Regions from separate parts of the Homo sapiens genome. Here region 2 is linked to region 1. The links are chromatin loops, found by intact Hi-C in ENCODE. Cell type or tissue: heart left ventricle. All regions are shown on one strand.

Evidence for each region. Hi-C counts contacts between places; a loop is a spot of excess contacts. Peaks named below come from ENCODE experiments on the same cell type or tissue, not always from the same donor. Only the 100,000 strongest peaks of a DNase experiment are listed, where the experiment ranks them.
Region 2: a loop joins it to region 1, with 2.0 times the contacts of the local background. A loop is called at or near these places in 5 of 110 quality-filtered maps.

What each region holds. Positions count from the first base shown.
Region 1 is chr6:43,947,186-43,955,185 of GRCh38, forward strand. No RefSeq gene overlaps it. Among named protein-coding and RNA genes, the nearest start is that of LINC03040, 49 kb to the right of the region's middle. RefSeq lists an enhancer at 3,477-4,462. In heart left ventricle, CTCF peaks have their summits at 4,275, 5,720 (motif pointing left) and 6,746 (motif pointing left); DNase peaks (open chromatin) are centred at 4,256, 6,776 and 7,488; H3K27ac peaks cover 2,888 bases; H3K27me3 peaks cover 729 bases.
Region 2 is chr6:43,834,785-43,842,784 of GRCh38, forward strand. LOC105375070 (a long non-coding RNA gene) reads left to right here. Exons shown (of 3, transcript XR_007059588.1): 2 at 7,727-7,849. It overlaps LOC105375069 (a long non-coding RNA gene), which reads right to left and starts at 4,015. Exons shown (of 3, transcript XR_001744130.1): 1 at 3,870-4,015; 2 at 3,100-3,628; 3 at 2,148-2,227. In heart left ventricle, a CTCF peak has its summit at 3,699 (motif pointing left); a DNase peak (open chromatin) is centred at 4,067.

The DNA.
Region 1 (8,000 bases):
TCCCTGGAGGAGTAGATAAGTAAGGTGGGTGGCTTCTTTCCAAGTGGCAGTTAGAAACAGGCCAGATGTACAGACATAGATCTTAATAGCAATGTTGAATGAAAAAAGTGAGAAACAGAAGGAGAATTACAGCATAGTACCATTTATATAAATTATAAAACATGCAGAAAACACCACCACCCGGCATACAAAGAAGATGCATATTTAAAGACCTATATCAAACACATAGAATGAAGGTCTAGGTCTGGTCGGAAGGCGGGAAGAATGAGAGTGGAAATGTAGGTGAAGGAGAAAAAATACAATGAAAAGTAACATTTCAAGGGGGCTTTGAATAGACTACTGTTAGGATGCTGGGAATCAATGAGTATAATTGAATCAATTATCTATATCTGAGGTAAAAATAAATAAGTAAAGCAGATTTCTAGACTTTAACTACAGGGATTCAGTTTCAATAAGCCTGTAGTGAGCCCAAGAATATGGGCCCTGGTGATTGTCAATGCTCACTCCAACATCCTAGATAGATGATCACAGTGGCTACCTGAAAACACCTGGTGATGGGAGCCCATTCCTGTACTAGTGGGCTGTTCCAATTCTTGATAGGACTTCCTAAGGCCAAGATTTACCTCTCTGTACCTTCCAAACCATTGATCCAAGTTCTGTTCTTCAGAACAAATAAAATAATCAGGTTCCTCCTGCTTCTGCATGCCAGTCCTTTAGTAAACCAGAGAGAGTCAGCATATTCCTCTCCCATCCCACAGGCACAGGCATCTTGTCCAAACTCGATAGCTCTCCATTCCTCCAGCATCTCCAAGCCCACCAAGGTTCTCTCCTCTACCCTGCTCCCACCCCAGCCAAGCTGTTCCCCTAGGTCTGTTCTAACTGCCAATGTTTCTCCTCAAACATGGCTCCTCAGAGAGACCCCACACTCCGAGTACAGCCTGACCAGCTCAGAGCATAGCAGAACATATACCTCCTGTCAGGGCCCTGTGTTCCTGTGGGTATAACCTCACATTACAGTCAGTTTGGTGTTTTTTGTTTGTTTGTTTGTTTTTGTTTTTAATTAGCGCTCAGTGAGTTTATGGTGGGCCAGACTTACAGGTCTTTTTCACTAGAATTGATACAAGGGCTGCTTTATCCATTTACACACACACACACACACACACACACACAAATATATATATGGCACAAAAAAATACACAAAAGATATACATACAGTACAAAGCAAGACCCCAGCCAGCCACTTTTCAGATACACTTTTCTTGTGTATCTGTCTGCAGATGATCTGTACATATACAAACGGAGACACACATTCCTAATCATACAAAGAGCTGCATAGTCTACACTATCAGTGTGCACTGTCGGGCACCTTGCTTTTTCACTTAACCAGGTATCTTGGGGAATTTTCCTTATCCGTACATAATTCCTTGGCTCATTCTCTGTATCAGGCCCATAGCCTTCCATTGTGTGGATCTACCTAAAGTATTCAACCAATCCCCTACTGGTGGACATTTTGGTTGTTTCTAGGCCTTTGCAGCATTTAAGGCCATGTTGCCAGGACTCCTTTTGCACATAAGTCAGCATTTCTGTAGGATCAATCCCCATGTGCCTTTTGACTTGATTTTTTTCTCTCCCTAGAGCTGGACTTGTCACTTATGCCTACTGTTGATCTCTCTTGTTGGTTTTACCCATTGTTCCAGGCACTGTCAGGCTAATTTTGAATCCTCATTGTGCTGCCAAGCCTGCTCCTCTCAGCTGTGGGTCATCTGCAAACAGAGGGAGGGGAGCTTCTCAGGTCTCCATTCAAGCAATTGATAAAAATGTTGAGGGGGATGGGGCCAAGGACAAGGGCCGTGAAACAAGCCCTAGAGAATTCCAGGTGTCCATTCATCATTTGTCACCATGGTTGAGTCCCTGCTGTTAGCATGGGAGCTGGCCTCACTAGCATATCCTAACAGGCCTATATTACCCTCTTGGCCAAAACTCAGCATTCTCACCTCCAGCAGTCCAGCATCCCAGTGAGAAAGAGCTGAGGCTGGTTAGCACGGCATTGTTTGCTTCCAGTAGAACCAGCTGGAGGGTCTGGAGAGGAAATCCCTGGAATTTGTGGTCAACAGAGCTGGGGGCCTGTCCTGCCCAGTTCTAGCGATGTGGTTTGGGGCAAATTACTTAACCTCCAAATGCCTCAGGTTCCTCACTTGCCAACTATGGTAACAAAACCCATCTCTCCATGTTTTAAGAATATATGAAATTACATGTAAGCAGAAGGGTTCTACTATTTATCTGTCTGTCCATCTGTCTTCTTTATCTATGAATTCACATAATAATCAACTCTCAAGTATTCACTGGGAATTGACTTCAAGCTCAGAAGTCTGTCATTTCCTAAATAGAGTCTTCACACTTTTATACATTAGAACATGCTCAGCCCAGCTTTGGCTTTCTGCCTTCCGTCTGTAGCTGAGGTTTCTGTGCTTATGAGCAGGAGGTCTTTCAGCACTGGAAATGAAAGTCCCTCTAGCCCCAGACTTGGCCCCATGAAGGGGGCTTGCTCAATCCTAACATCTCTTGTCTTTTCTGGGACTCACCCATCGGATTCACTCTTCTCTGCTGTTGGCTTGTCCCCCCTGTGGGGGAGAAGTTGGGGCTATTTTTTGCTCCAACAGAGCTAAAAGAAAGAATGCAATTTGAGGTCTTCATCCCTGAGATCTCAGCTCCTTCCTCCAGGGTGAGCCATGCACTGGTATTTGGCCTAAGTCCATTTTGCCAGATTTTGAACATGGACTTTCAAAATGGAGGGCTTTTTAGCACCCTGCACCCACCTCCTTCTATTTGGCCAAGATGGGCGAGGAAGGGCTCCACTGCAAAACCTGGTGTCTCTCCGGGTTCTCCAAGCCTTCCAAAGTGTAAAGCCATGGGATCCTTTCTTTTCCATGGAACTGCTTACCAGCAAACCGCTTTCCTGGAGTCCAGGACGCCCATCATCCTCAGGCCCACCTCCTTGTGCTCACTGCTGAGCCTTCTCAATGATAAGGCTACTGTCAGTGCCAGCTGATGTGGGTGTGGGCAAGGACCCCATTCAACTCCGCCTCGTTTGTTCAACAATCAAGTATTATGGGCATGTTCTAGGCCAGACCCTCCATTAGGTTCTGGGATCGCAAAGCAGCCTCCAACCCAGCTCTGGAGAAGACGCACGAAGGCTTCATGAAGGCTTTGCCAGGAGGGGCTGTGAATCAGGCAGCTGCACGCGCCCAGGCCACAGGGTGGGCCACTTCTGCGAGTTTTCTCTCTGCCAGTTTCATGACCTCCATCAGGTCTCTGGCTCCCATCCTGCCAGCTCTGGGTTCTGAGATGAGTGGAGCCTTTGTCTGATGGGTAGACTAAGCCTGAGACCCTAGAGGCATCACTTCTTTTCTCAAATGTTTAAACGGGAGGGGCATGGGGGTAGGAGCAGTTAGGGAGAGCCAGGGCACAACCCCAGGTCTGTGTTCTCCCAGCCCAGGTTCTTTCTATTGTTCCCCAAGCCCTCAGCCCCGGTCTCACTCCCTTACTCCTCACCTACTTCTATCTCACTGTTTTCTAGAAAGAAGAGGCAGTAGGAAGAACAGGGCTCTATATCAAGCCCTGTTGCTGAGTGGACTCATATCTCATCAGTCTTGTCCCCCCAGGCTTGTCTCCATGTTTAGCAGTCCAACCTGTGCATGAATGACTAGAAATCAAGAGGAAGGCGAGCTGTGGCCATGTGAGAGGTATGGTTCCCGGCATTCCACGTTCAGAAGGAAGTGGGCATCATCCAGCTGTTGGGTTCCAGGACAGGCCCTTGAAGGGAAGGGGTGGCATGGGCATGCAGATGCAGAGGGAGAGGAGAATGCAGGGGGTGAATTGGGAGAAGCCCCTGTTTGCAGTTTGCAGTTTTCCTGCAACATGTGGTCTTACCTGCCATGAGCTGGGCAGGCAGGGCAGCAGCTGTGCTAGCCTGGGAAGGGCAAGTAAAGCCTGGAATGGTCAGGGTTCATAGCAAGCAGGGCCCAGCTCTCCAGCAACCTCTCCCAGGGCAGGAGGCATGGGCTCTGGAAGTCTCCAAGTCTTCCTCTGTACATGTGGGTCCCCACATCTGTTCTCTGCAGGCAGGAGACACATTCTCAGCCTGAGAGGGAAGTTGGGCTTGTCCCTGCTTACAGCACCTCTCCCTGGCGGGCCCAGCTGGCCCAGAGGTGAAGGGTGAGCAGGCAGGCAGCCTTGGCAGTCCAGAGGAGCAGCAGCACACCCTGGGGGCGGCCCGAGCCCTGGCAGCCAACTCTGCTGTCCTTGCAGTGCAGCCAGAGACAGGAGGGGGCTGCTCAGGGTCCTGCTCTGAAGGATGGGGCTGGAGTTTGACATACTTAGCTTGGGTCGCACAGGAGATAGGGGTGCCCTGGGATGAACCCCTCTGCCTGGCTGCTGCAGGGCGGCCTAGCAGCAGCTGGAAGAATCAGTTCTGGGCCAGGGCCCTGCCAGAGCTTTCACCCCCACCCAGGGTAGAGCACCTGGAAGTGCCCCTCAGAGACAAGTCCCTTGATCTCTTGGGGCCCCCATTCCCTCAGGCAGCTCATGGAGGCCTCTCAGGGCTAAATGAGATCATGCGGATGGCGTGGTTAGGACAGTCTGACACAAGGGCAGTGTTTGTGAGTGTGAGTTGCCGCTACTGTGGTGGTGTCATTAGTAATATTCCTCTACTCTAGGCCACTCCCCACCCCTGCCTGAGGCAGCTCTTGTCTGATGCCAACTGAGATTAGGGTCATTTGGGTGAGGGCCATGAGGCCGGACTTTGTGTGTGGGGTGGGGGTATGGGGGAACTCCCCACAAAGAGGCGGCTCCTTCTGGTGGGGCTCAGGGAAGAAAGAGAAGGCCTCAGACAAGATGCTGGATTTCAGGAGGTGGGAATCCTGACTCCCAGCTCAGCCTCTGAAGGTGCTGGGTGTCTGAGATGAGTCTGTGTTGCAGGAGTGAGTGTCATGGGGCTTTGGCCACAGAGATGCCACCCAGAAGCCAGCAGAGGCACCCTGTAGGGGGCCTCCAAGTGGAAAAAGAGCAGGCTTAGGCAATGCATTGTCAGCCACACCACCTCAAAGGCCTTATCTCTCTGAGTTTACTGCCTTTGGCTTTTTAAATACTCCAGCCTGGTCCCTGGTGCTAAAAAGAATTAAAGGACAGCACCTGTGTCCATCATTCATTCATTCACTCCTTCCTTCTTTCAGTGCCTGTAAGATGTAGGATCAACAAGACACACGCCTGCCCTCAGGCTGTGGTGGACACTCCCTTGAACAGGCTCATACCTCTCCCCACAAGACCACTGTGAGATGGCATCAGAATCTGGCGAGAGACCCCCATGGGGCAGATCCAGGCACCAAGCTGCCGCTCTTAGTCAGGAAGGTACTTCCAGTGCCAATTTTGGGAGTTCTGGGCTCATCTTTATTAAACAGGTGGCATTTCCATACTGTCCCATTATCCATCAGGAAAATGGAAGTTTCCTGTTCCTTCTCTGTGTCCACATTTGTGGACATTGCCAAAGTTCTGACAATGGCCTACCACCAGCCCCTACAAAATCTAGTCCCTCCTACTTCTCTGATCTCACCTCCCACTACTCTCCCTCATTCATTCCACACTGGTCTCCTTGCTATTCCTCCAATAAACAGCTCTGTTTCCACCCCGGGGCCTTTGCATGTGCTGCTCCCCCTACAGGGCATGTTCTCCTCCAGTCATGCACATGGCTCCCAGTTTCAAGTCTTTACTCAAATGTTATCCTCTCAGGGTGGCCTTCCTTGACCTCCCCATTTAAAATTGCATCACACCCTACACCCTTCACTCCTGTCCCCTTTCCCTTTATCTTTCTCCAGTGCACCTACCACCCTCTAAAATTGTGTTTAATGTTTGTCACCCTGCACTTGAATGCCAGCTCCATGAAGTCAGGGACTTTTGTCAATTTTGCTCACTGCCGTTCTAGTGCCTAGAACAGGGTCTGGCACATAGAAAGTTTTCAGTAAATATGCTGAATAGGAAAGGGAGGCAATATTCAGAATCTACAAACCCCAAGGAGACTGCAGCATGGTCTCCATGGGGGTGGCAAGTGGCCAGTAAGTCTTGCTGGGGGGTGACCTGACCTACAGCCATGGGCACATGAGTGGAAGGGCTGCAAGGCAGGGTGCCGAGGGAAGAGCCAAGGGTCATGCCCCTTGTTCCCTTAGTGCCACCTCATTCTGGATGCAGCTTGATGTGTCTGTTAGGAAAGGGAAGTTACCTTAACTGGGCACCTACTATGTGCCTGGCAAATTTCATGCACTTCCCCTTTACAGCAGCCCATGAAGCAGCAGAGGAAGAAACCAAGACCCAGAGAGGTTACTTAACTTGCCTAGAGTCACAGAGCTAGTAAGGGAGGGAGGAGAACTCACACCTAGGTCTGATTCCTTGCATTACTGTCTACCCCGGGGATGGTGAGAAGGACTCCATAGGCTCAGTTGGAAGAATTAAGAACTTGTGATTCTGCAGAGCGGTCTCCATGGGGACAGCACGGGTTGATGGGGTGGGCTGAAGCAGCCTGGGCTCCCATATATGCTGTTAGGCACTTCAGTTCCAACCATGGGAAAAATCTAGGCCCTTTAGCTCCCATCATGGGGTGAATCCCCTACCCTGGGTGAGCGGTGGGAGTTTCTCAAGGCCATCTCAGGGGTCAGGGACAGCTTGACTCAGCTCCTGCTGGCTGGCAGCTCCCTCTGCTGGACCCAGCCCCAAGGACGAGCTCAGACACAGGGACGCCTCCGTCTGTCTGCACTTGGGCTCTGGCAGCCCCCCCACATTGCATGCGGGGCAGTCACATGCAGGGCACCTGCCAGGTCCTCAACGTGTCAAGGGACAGGATCTTCCAGAGGACCTAATCTGGGTGACCTGGGAACCTTACATGGGGAAGAGAATAGGAAGGAGCTTTGACCACCGCCACTACCACACTCAGCCCAGACACAACGGCTGCATCTGCAGACAGGGGCTGGGTCTCCTCATGGGGCAGGGAGCTCCCTATAAGCAGGGGCTGACTCTCCCATCAGACTGGAAACTCCCTGAGGGCAAGGGTTCTGTCTTTCTCCTTCAGACTGGGAGCTCCTGGTTTGTCCCTCTGCTCACCTGTGATAGAAGCCCAGCTTAGCCCCCCAGGCTGGGCCAGCCCCCAAGGCATCCTGGGGCACTTTCTCAGCAGCCTGGCCACTCCCAGCCCCCAGACACCTGTCCCCGCCACTCTCCCCACTCCCTAGGCTCCTCCACCCTGCTGTCAGAGCAGAGCTGACACTGGGTAGTGCTGGTAAGTGCCACCCTGACCTCAGCAGCCCTGGAGGCAGTGCAGTGAGTGGCCTAAAGAGCTGTGCCAGGGATGGGACGTGACTGCCCCCCTGAACTCAGCTGCAGGCTTGGCCATGAGGAAAGCGATACCTCAGGGAGGCGGAGTGACCAGTGACATCAGCGTACGTGACTGTCAGCCCAGCTCTCCCCTCTGCCCTCCACCCTCCCCCACCCCACAGTGCCTGCCGAGCACACTGACCTTCAGCTCACGGGCACAGGCCTCTCTATGTGCCCGCTCCAAGGAGAGGGGCAGTGCCCAAGGGGATGGGGCTGCTCTCTGACTCCTTGTCTTCTAAGTGAGTGCTCAGGGGGTGGAGGAGAACACAGGCCCCAGCCCTCTGCAGCCTGGGCTTCTGGATCAGGAGCCAGCTTCTTACTGGGTGACCCTCCCCGGCAGCCCTGCCCTGAGGAAACTGATCATTCTCTTGGCTCTGCGAGACCTTCCTTCTGAGTGTCTGGCAGGCTTCTAGTGACTTGAAGCCAGTGTAGAGGGCAACTGGCTTCCCACCCCGAGCCTGCTGATGGAACTGCCAGGCCTGCATCCCTAGGGGCAGAGTCCCTGCCCAGATGAGCAGTGCTGGCTGTCCCAGGGAAGCAAGTTCAACTACCTTGGATGACCACCATTTGTCCCCGAGATGGCT
Region 2 (8,000 bases), 110 kb before region 1:
AGCCTGGGTGGGTTTCCTCACTACCTCCCTACAAAAGCCCCTAGGTGGCTGAGGGGCCCAGAGGAACAGGGATCTGGCTAGAAAGCACCTGTTCTTAACAAGGGTCCCCAGCAGCCAGGCAGCCCTCCCTCCACAGGGCACGGGGCTGTCGCTGCCTGAATGAGGGAGATTTATGGAAAATCCCCTCACACAACAGGCGGATTTTCCAAGCCTCATTGGTTGTTCTGGTCTGAGCCTTCATTAAGGGGAACAGGGGACAATGGAGGAGGTAGGGGTGAGGCCCTGGGTCCATTCAGCTCTCTATCCTTTGGCACTGGGAACTCCATCAAGGCCCCCCCAACCCTTTCCTGGCTTGAGGAAAGGTCACACTCTCTCCCCTTTCAATAGTAATAAAAGGCCCCAAATATCCAGCAAAGTCAGACTCGGCCTTTGAGGAATATCTTTCTTGCATTTTAAAAGATTTCCAGAAGAGATATTCTTTGGTTTTGCTTTACAATCCTCTGTGCCTTGTAATGCACGGTCTTGGAAGTTCCTCCCTACAGCTAACCTAATTTTATTACGCTTTAGGCCTGCCTCAGTAGGACTTCTCCTTTAAAGTTACGGCAACATTTCAAAGTAGCAAGATCAATTGTGTGACTTCCCAATAAAAATCCTTGATTGGAAGGAGAAACCACTGGCTACTAGAGCTGGAGGGACCCTAGAGATTTGCAGTCCGTTCCTCACTGCGCATTCAGAGAGTGTACCGCCCAAGCAGGTGGTGCCACACTTAGAGCCAGAATTCATGCTCCAGGTGGTACCCACCTGTATACCAGCTGCCTCTGCTGCAGCACAGTCACATAGAGATCCAGAGACCCATTGAGACAACCCTTCCAGAGGAAAGAGCACTGCTTGACCCAGGGGAATGGATTTCTAAGAGTGAATATTAGGTCTCATCCCAAAGGCTTTTTGTCTTAAAGCCCCTTCCAGAAAGTACTCAGTATGTAGTAAGGAGATCAGTGGGAGTGTCTTAGAGGTAAGACCGAGAGTGGCCCTTTGAAGGTGGCGAGGGAAGAGAAGGGTGAGGCATTCCCAGGGTTGCAAAGACTCAGGAGGGCTATGGCAGGGGCCTGGGGCGCTTCCCCTGTGTTGGGGATGTGACTGAGGCTGGGCATTGCTCACTGAGTAGAGTCGATGAGTACAGCCAGTTCCCTATAATGGTGGGTGTCCAGGTCCTGGGAGGTGACTCGCCTTGTCGAGGGAAACTGGTGGGAGCAGGAGGTGTTTATGGTTTTCCCTCTCCTGGGGGCAGCTGGAGTGAGCCAAGTTTACAGTTGCCCAGAACTCTATAAACACACTTGGTGAGCATGTGTGCGTATGTGAGTGCCTGTGCGGGTGAGTGTCCCCTGACATCTGACTGTCACCCCTGCTGGGCGGCCCTGACCTTCCTGACCTTGTGAGAAAGGAGAGAAGATGCTAAGCTGAGTGACTTTGCTCTCTTGGGCCTGGTGACACCTACTGAAGGGGTCCGTAAGCCTGGGCTATGTGGGACCCTGGGGGCCCTGTAGGCTTCCTTGGGAGGAAGGCCTTGAGGGGATCCTGGAGAGTGGGGAGGAGGAAGGGCATTCCAGGCCTGGGGAACTGCAGGAGCAAGGAGGTGTGTGTGTGTGTGTGTGTGTGAAAGAGAGAGATCGGAGCAGGAAAGGGCGAGCCTTACAAGAAAGAGAAACTTTGGGGAAGCCTTTAGATCTGACCTGATAGTTCGTAGAGACATATTGAAACCCTGTCTGGCACACAGGCCCCACGTGCTTATTATCATTAGTAATTATGACACGACACAGAGGTATTCCCTGGTTTGGTGACTGGGTAGCCTGAGCCCTCCATATTCTGGCCAGTGCTGAACATGGCTGGCATTAGGGATAGCTTGTGGTCTCAATTAGGGGCCAGCAGTGGCCAGGGTTAGGGGTCAAGTGGTAGCCAGGGTAAAGCAAGCTTGTAGTCAAGATAAAGGGTCAGCTGTGGTTATGACTGGCTGTTGATAAGTGGTTGGGGCTAGAGGTCAGATACTGACAATGAACAGTTTTCTATGTATGATGCTAACTGCTCTGGAAGCAGCTCACCTTATCTCGGAGGCATAATGAAGAGGCAGGAGCATTTGTCTGAGAACTAAGAAGACTTGGGTGTTAGCCCTTGTTCTACTCACTTATTCGCTGGGTGAGTTGCTTCACTTCTTTGAACGTCAGTCTTCCCTCTGCGGGAAAGTAACAATGCATGCCCTCCTGCCTTACAGTATGTGAGGTATTTGTTTCTGGGTATCCTATTATTAAATGTGATTAAATAATCATTAATAGCAACACAGCCTTTCCAATCTCACCCTGCCAGGCCTGTAGGTAAACCCTCAGTGTTGGCTGAGGGTAGGTTGGGGGAGTGGTTAAATAATGGTCCACAGACTTGGCCACTCATTGGAATTACCTGGACATTTACAAGAGCATACTGATGCCTGACTTACTCCAACCCTCCTGCATTCTGAATTAATTTATATGGGGTGACCAGGGCATCAGATGTTTTTTTAGACAAGGTCTCAGTCTGTCCCCCAGGCTGGAGTGCAGTGGCACGATCACGGCTCACTACAGGCTCGACCTCTTGGGTTCAATTCTCCCACCTTAGCCTCCCAAGTAGCACCAAGGACTATAGGTGCATGCCACTATACCCGGCTAATTTTTAAATTTTTAATAGAGACAAGGTCTCACTCTATTGCCTAGGCTGGTTTTAAACTCCTGAGCTCAAGCCATCTTCCCGTCTTGGCCTCCCAAAGTGCTGAGATTACAGGTGTGAGCCACTGTGCCCAGCCATGCATCAGAATTTTTGAAAGTTCCCCAGGTGATTCTAATGGGCAGCCAAGTTTGAAAACCACTGGGTAAAAGCCAGTACAAATGAACTAAAGAGAATGAGTCTTTAAGCAGCAACCTGAGCTGTAGATAAACCAACCAGCTGAATCCATGCCGCATTTCTGTGGGGAGCTGAGATGGGACAGCAGCAAGAGGCTTGGGGAGAACTTTCTCACTTAACCCTCTCCATACCTCTGTGTCTTCATTTGTCAAATGGGGTTATCTTTATACTTACCTCACAAAGGTTGTACTTTATAATAATCAGCCCCAGCCAGCCAAGAGATGTTGACTGAATATTGGGGACTGGAGTGGAGAAAGCAAGGTCCCTGGAACTTCCCTTCAGCGCTGCCTTACCCGAACTTTTTGAGGATAGTCTGAAGCCTGGGGATGGACAACATGACCTTGATGAACCTGGAATCTCCTGGCCCTGAAGAGGATCTTTGGCATATATGTCCCCTGTTTCAAACATCGTCCCCCTCAAATGCACTCACATTCATTTCATCACGTCTTTCATTTTTTTGTTCATTTCAGAAAATACCATCCCCATACTAACCTGTAGGACAGGTGGGGGATGGGGAGATGGAGTTCCATCACCTCTGGCTCTTTCCAGGGTTGGGATGGGATGTTATGGAGCCCCTGGAAGCTTCAGCTGAGGGTTGGGGGCAGCTCCTGGCCAGGTTTCCAGTGTCTTGGTCCTCCGGGGAAAATGAAGTTTTCTTTTGTGGTCTGTGTGTCTTTAAGACTTGAAGGCTGTGGGGACCTGACTGGGGAAAATTCCAACCAGTGGGTTCCTTTGAAATGGAAGTGACATCTAGTGGTCTGAAAAAGAACTGCCAAGTTGACCCCCCCCAGCCCCAGGCTGCCCCTGGGGTCCCTTCCCTGGCCCCAGGTCACTTTCCTGCTGGGCCACAACCCTGCTTGAGGGCAGTCTAAGTCCTGACAGTGGGCTTTTGGTGGCAGGGTGACTCTCTTGGCCCTGCCCAGGCTGGAACCCAGGCCAGGTACCTGCACTCAGGTCCAGACACAGAGAGGCCAGGCCCAGGGCAGCCAGAAGAGGCCCAAATATGCCAGGGCTGCAACATCGCGTCCCCAGGTGAGGTGGAATCCTTGGGTCTCGTGTCTGTTGATTCTGAGGAGCCCTGTCCTGAGTCTTCCACAGAAGTCAGAGTGCTGTGCAGGCCTCAGTGCTGAATCATCCTGTGGCCAGGCTGCTGTTATGCAATGATCCCGCCGTGGGTCCACTGGTGTCAGCGGCTGGCCTTCAGCCTCCCCTTCAGGGAGGCAAGGGGCTTTGGGCGGTGCATGTGCCCAGACTTGGGATGTGTGAAATGACGGCCTGCTCAAACACCTGGCCTTGGAACCAAAAGGGAGGGTGGGAGGAGGGGACAGTGCCCAGTCGCTTGTTCTCTAAGGTTCCTGACTTGAGGAGCCCCAGTCTGAGGGGGAGACATAGCCCTGCCCTCAGGGAACCCCAGAGATCCCTGATGAGGGCGGGAGCAGGAAGGAAAAACACACGAGTGGAACAGACCTGATGAACCCTGCAAAGCGCCAGAAAAGCCAGAGCAGATGATTTTAGGACAGCAGGGCCCCAGGGGCTGTGCTGGGAACGGGGCAAGTGACTGGCACTGGGATTGAGTGGCTGCTAGTGCTCAGGGGAGGCAATGCCTTTAATGATGGCAGGGGACCTGTCCCCTGTCCTCCATGTGTGTATACCTGGGTTTTTCCCCAGCACCTGGTTCACAGGATGAGAGGCCTCAGTCCATCTCAGACACTAAGCCCCATGGCACCAGGGCCTGGGCAGGTAATAAAAGAGACTCAGCAGGACTGGGAGGGCTTGCTGGCATTGTTCGGACACTTGGCATGCATCTGTTTCTTTCCTCTCTGCTGTGGTCCTCACTGGCAGCTGGGTGGAGAGAGAACCCACTTGGGAGGCAAGAGCCCTGTGGGCCACCTCAGCCCTGTCTCTGCCCTACCCCACCCCTGAGCGAGGCACAGCTGCCTCTGGCCTTACTTATGGTTCTGGAAGCTTCCTTGGGCCCCTTCTCTAAGACCCTTGGCTCAGGCACATCCTTCTGGGTTGGGAGGCGTCTCTTCCAGAAGGTGGGTGAGTTTGAAGATAGACTTCATGAAAATGCTATGCAATTGGCTTGCTTCTGAGAGATTTGAACAGCTAGCATTTTAACAATCTCCCAGAATTTATGAAGTAGAAAATACTTGTTTAGCATTGTCTTATTTTTAAATAATTAATTTTAGTTCAGGCGTGGAGGCTCACACCTATAATCCCAGCACTTTGGGAGGCCGAAGCAGGCAGACTGCTTGAGGTCAGGAGTTTGAGACCAGCCTGGCCAACATGGTGAAACCCCATCTCTACTAAAAATACAAAAATTTTCTGGGAGTGTTGGCAGGCGCCTGTAATCCCAGCTACTGGGGAGGCTGAGGCATGAGAATAGCTTGAACCTGAGAGGCGGAGGTTGCTGTGAGCCGAGATCGCACCACTGCACTCCAGCCTGGGCGACAGAGTGAGACCTTATTTCCAAAAAATAAATAAATGAAATAAATAAGAGATACTATATGGACACAGTGAAAAATGCAAGCGCAATAAGAATTAGGGAACCTAGGTGAAGGACATCAGCAGTTCTTATTTTTGCAACTTTTCTGTATGCTTAAAAAAATAAAAAAGTAAAATAAATAAGAAGTTAAAAACAAATTCAGACAGAAGTGTAAGCCTCTCTTCTAACCTTTCTTCTAGCCACTTACTCAGTCCTTCTCTTGGAGGCCCCTGAGTTACCAGTTTCCTGTGTATCCTTCTAAAGGTAGTCTAAAACATATACATTTATAAACTGTTTTCCTCCCACATGAATGATGACTTTTCTCCACACCGTTCTGCAACTTTTTTCTCTCACTTAACAATAATCTGGAGACCATTTGGTGTGAGTGCACAGATAGCTGGCTCATTCTTTTTCTTCACTCCAGTTTATTCTACCAAACAGATGTTTCAAATGTTTATTTGGAAGAGATTGTATAATAAGGTGGTTAAGAGCATAGTCTTTGGAGGCAGAATGCTCTCGTTCAAGCCAGTTGTTTAATGTTGAGCCAGTTACTCAATGTCTGAGTGACTCAGTTTCCTCATTTGTGATCCAAAGATAACAGCATCATCTACCTTGAAGCATTTTGTGGAGATTCAATAAGATAAAGCTTGTAAATGGCTTAGGACAGTGCCTGGTGTGCAGTAAGCACTCAATAAGTGTTCGCTGCTCCTCCTGAGGTTATTTTGCCAGACCCTTTTTGAGAGAGCTGGGCTGTTTCCAGACTTTTATTATTATAAACAATGCTGCAAACAAATAGCCTTCCCCACACGTCATTTGCTCCTTGTGGGAGTGCATCAACAGGAAAAATTCCAGGGAGTAGAATTGCTGGGTCAAAGACCGTGTGCATTTTTAATTTTGAAAGATATCATCAGGTTGTCCCCCTTAAGGGGTGGTCCCAGTCACTGGGCCACCAGCTGAGTTTGAGCCTGTTTCCTCAGCCTCACCAACAGAGTGTGTGTTTCATTTGAACATATCATTTCTCAAATTTGTTTGGGCAGAGAAGTCTGTTATGGAGTTTCTTGGGGGATCATTTGGCCTTCAAGCCCCTCTCCCCTATACCTGCCTGAGTCTGTCAAGGAGTTTGTTGGGAGAAGCCAGCCCACCATATGGTCTAGACTGGTCTACAGCCAGCAAAAGGCTCCTGAAAGTCTCTGCTAAGGTCAGCTGCATATTCCTTCAATATGTTGATTCAGGCAGGGTGCGGTGGCTCACGCTTGTAATCCCAGCACCTTGGGAGGCCGAGGCAGGTGGATCACCTGAAGTTGGGAGTTCGAGACCACCCTGGCTAACATGGAGAAACCCCATCTCTACTAAAAATACAAAAATTAGCCAGGCGTGGTGGTGCATGCCTGTAATTCCAGCTACTTGGGAGGTGGAGGCAGGAAAATCGCTTGAACCTGGGAGGTGGAGGTGGCGGTGAGCCGAGATCACGCCATTGTACTCCAGCCTGGGCAACAAGAGTGAAGCTCCATCCCCACCCCATCCCTGACCAAAAAAAAAAAAGATACAACAATATGTTGATTCAATATTACGGTGCTCACAAGTTTATACGTTGTTGGTGGCAGTCTCTTCTGGGGCCTGTTAGCATATTAAAACTATTGGTTAAATCTGATAATGCTTTAGGTTGTGCTTGTTTTTCACCATTTCATTCCTGAGCCAGGGGTTTGCAATTTCTAATCACATTTTTAACATTTTCTCACTCCTACAAAGGCACACAGACAATGCCAGTACTCAATTTGCTGTAATCATGGAAAGCCTGACTGCTCTACCTGGAATTAGACTTCCTGCTATGGATAACCTGTAAACCAACCTCCCTGCCTTCCCTTCGTGGAAAATTGAAGTTGATTATTAAAAAAAAAAAAAAAAAAAAGGTAGACTCTGTATTAAGAGGCCCTGTCATCTGAAAATGGAAACCTCACCAACACAAAATATATCAAAAGGATGAGTATTCTTTTTACAAAAAGAGTTCCTACTGAGTTAATTTTAGTGGATTTTTAGTAAAGCCTTTTTAGACAACTATAACAAGGCAGAGAGGACTGTTTGAAGGCGGCAGCTTTGAGCAGGAGAGCAGGCCTGATGTGTCTCACCAATTCTTAACTTCTGTTCACCCGCAGCTTGCTCACCCCTGATCTCATGCAGGACCGGGCTGGAATGATCCTTTGTGATTCATTCTGATTTAGGGTGGCAGCCAAACTTTCTAGGACTTTTGCGGGCTCTGTGGGCTATCCTGCATCAAAGGCTCCAATGCCTCTTTCCTCTCCTCTGACCTTGCAGATCTGACAAATGCCAAGGACTTTGCCTACGCTGGATGTGTAGCCGAAGACTGTCCCAGGCTGCTCAGAGGGGCGGAAGCAAACTCGCTGCATCTCCAGAAGCCCCTCAGAGGTCAGGTTTAAGGTGAGGGTGTCCTTGAGTGAAGGTCAAATAGGTTTCTTTTCTCCTCTCTTTTTTGAGACAGGGTCTCACTCTGTTGCCCAGGCTGGAGTACGGTGGCACGATCATGGCTCACTGCAGCCTCAACCTTCTGGGCTCAAACAACCCTCCCCAC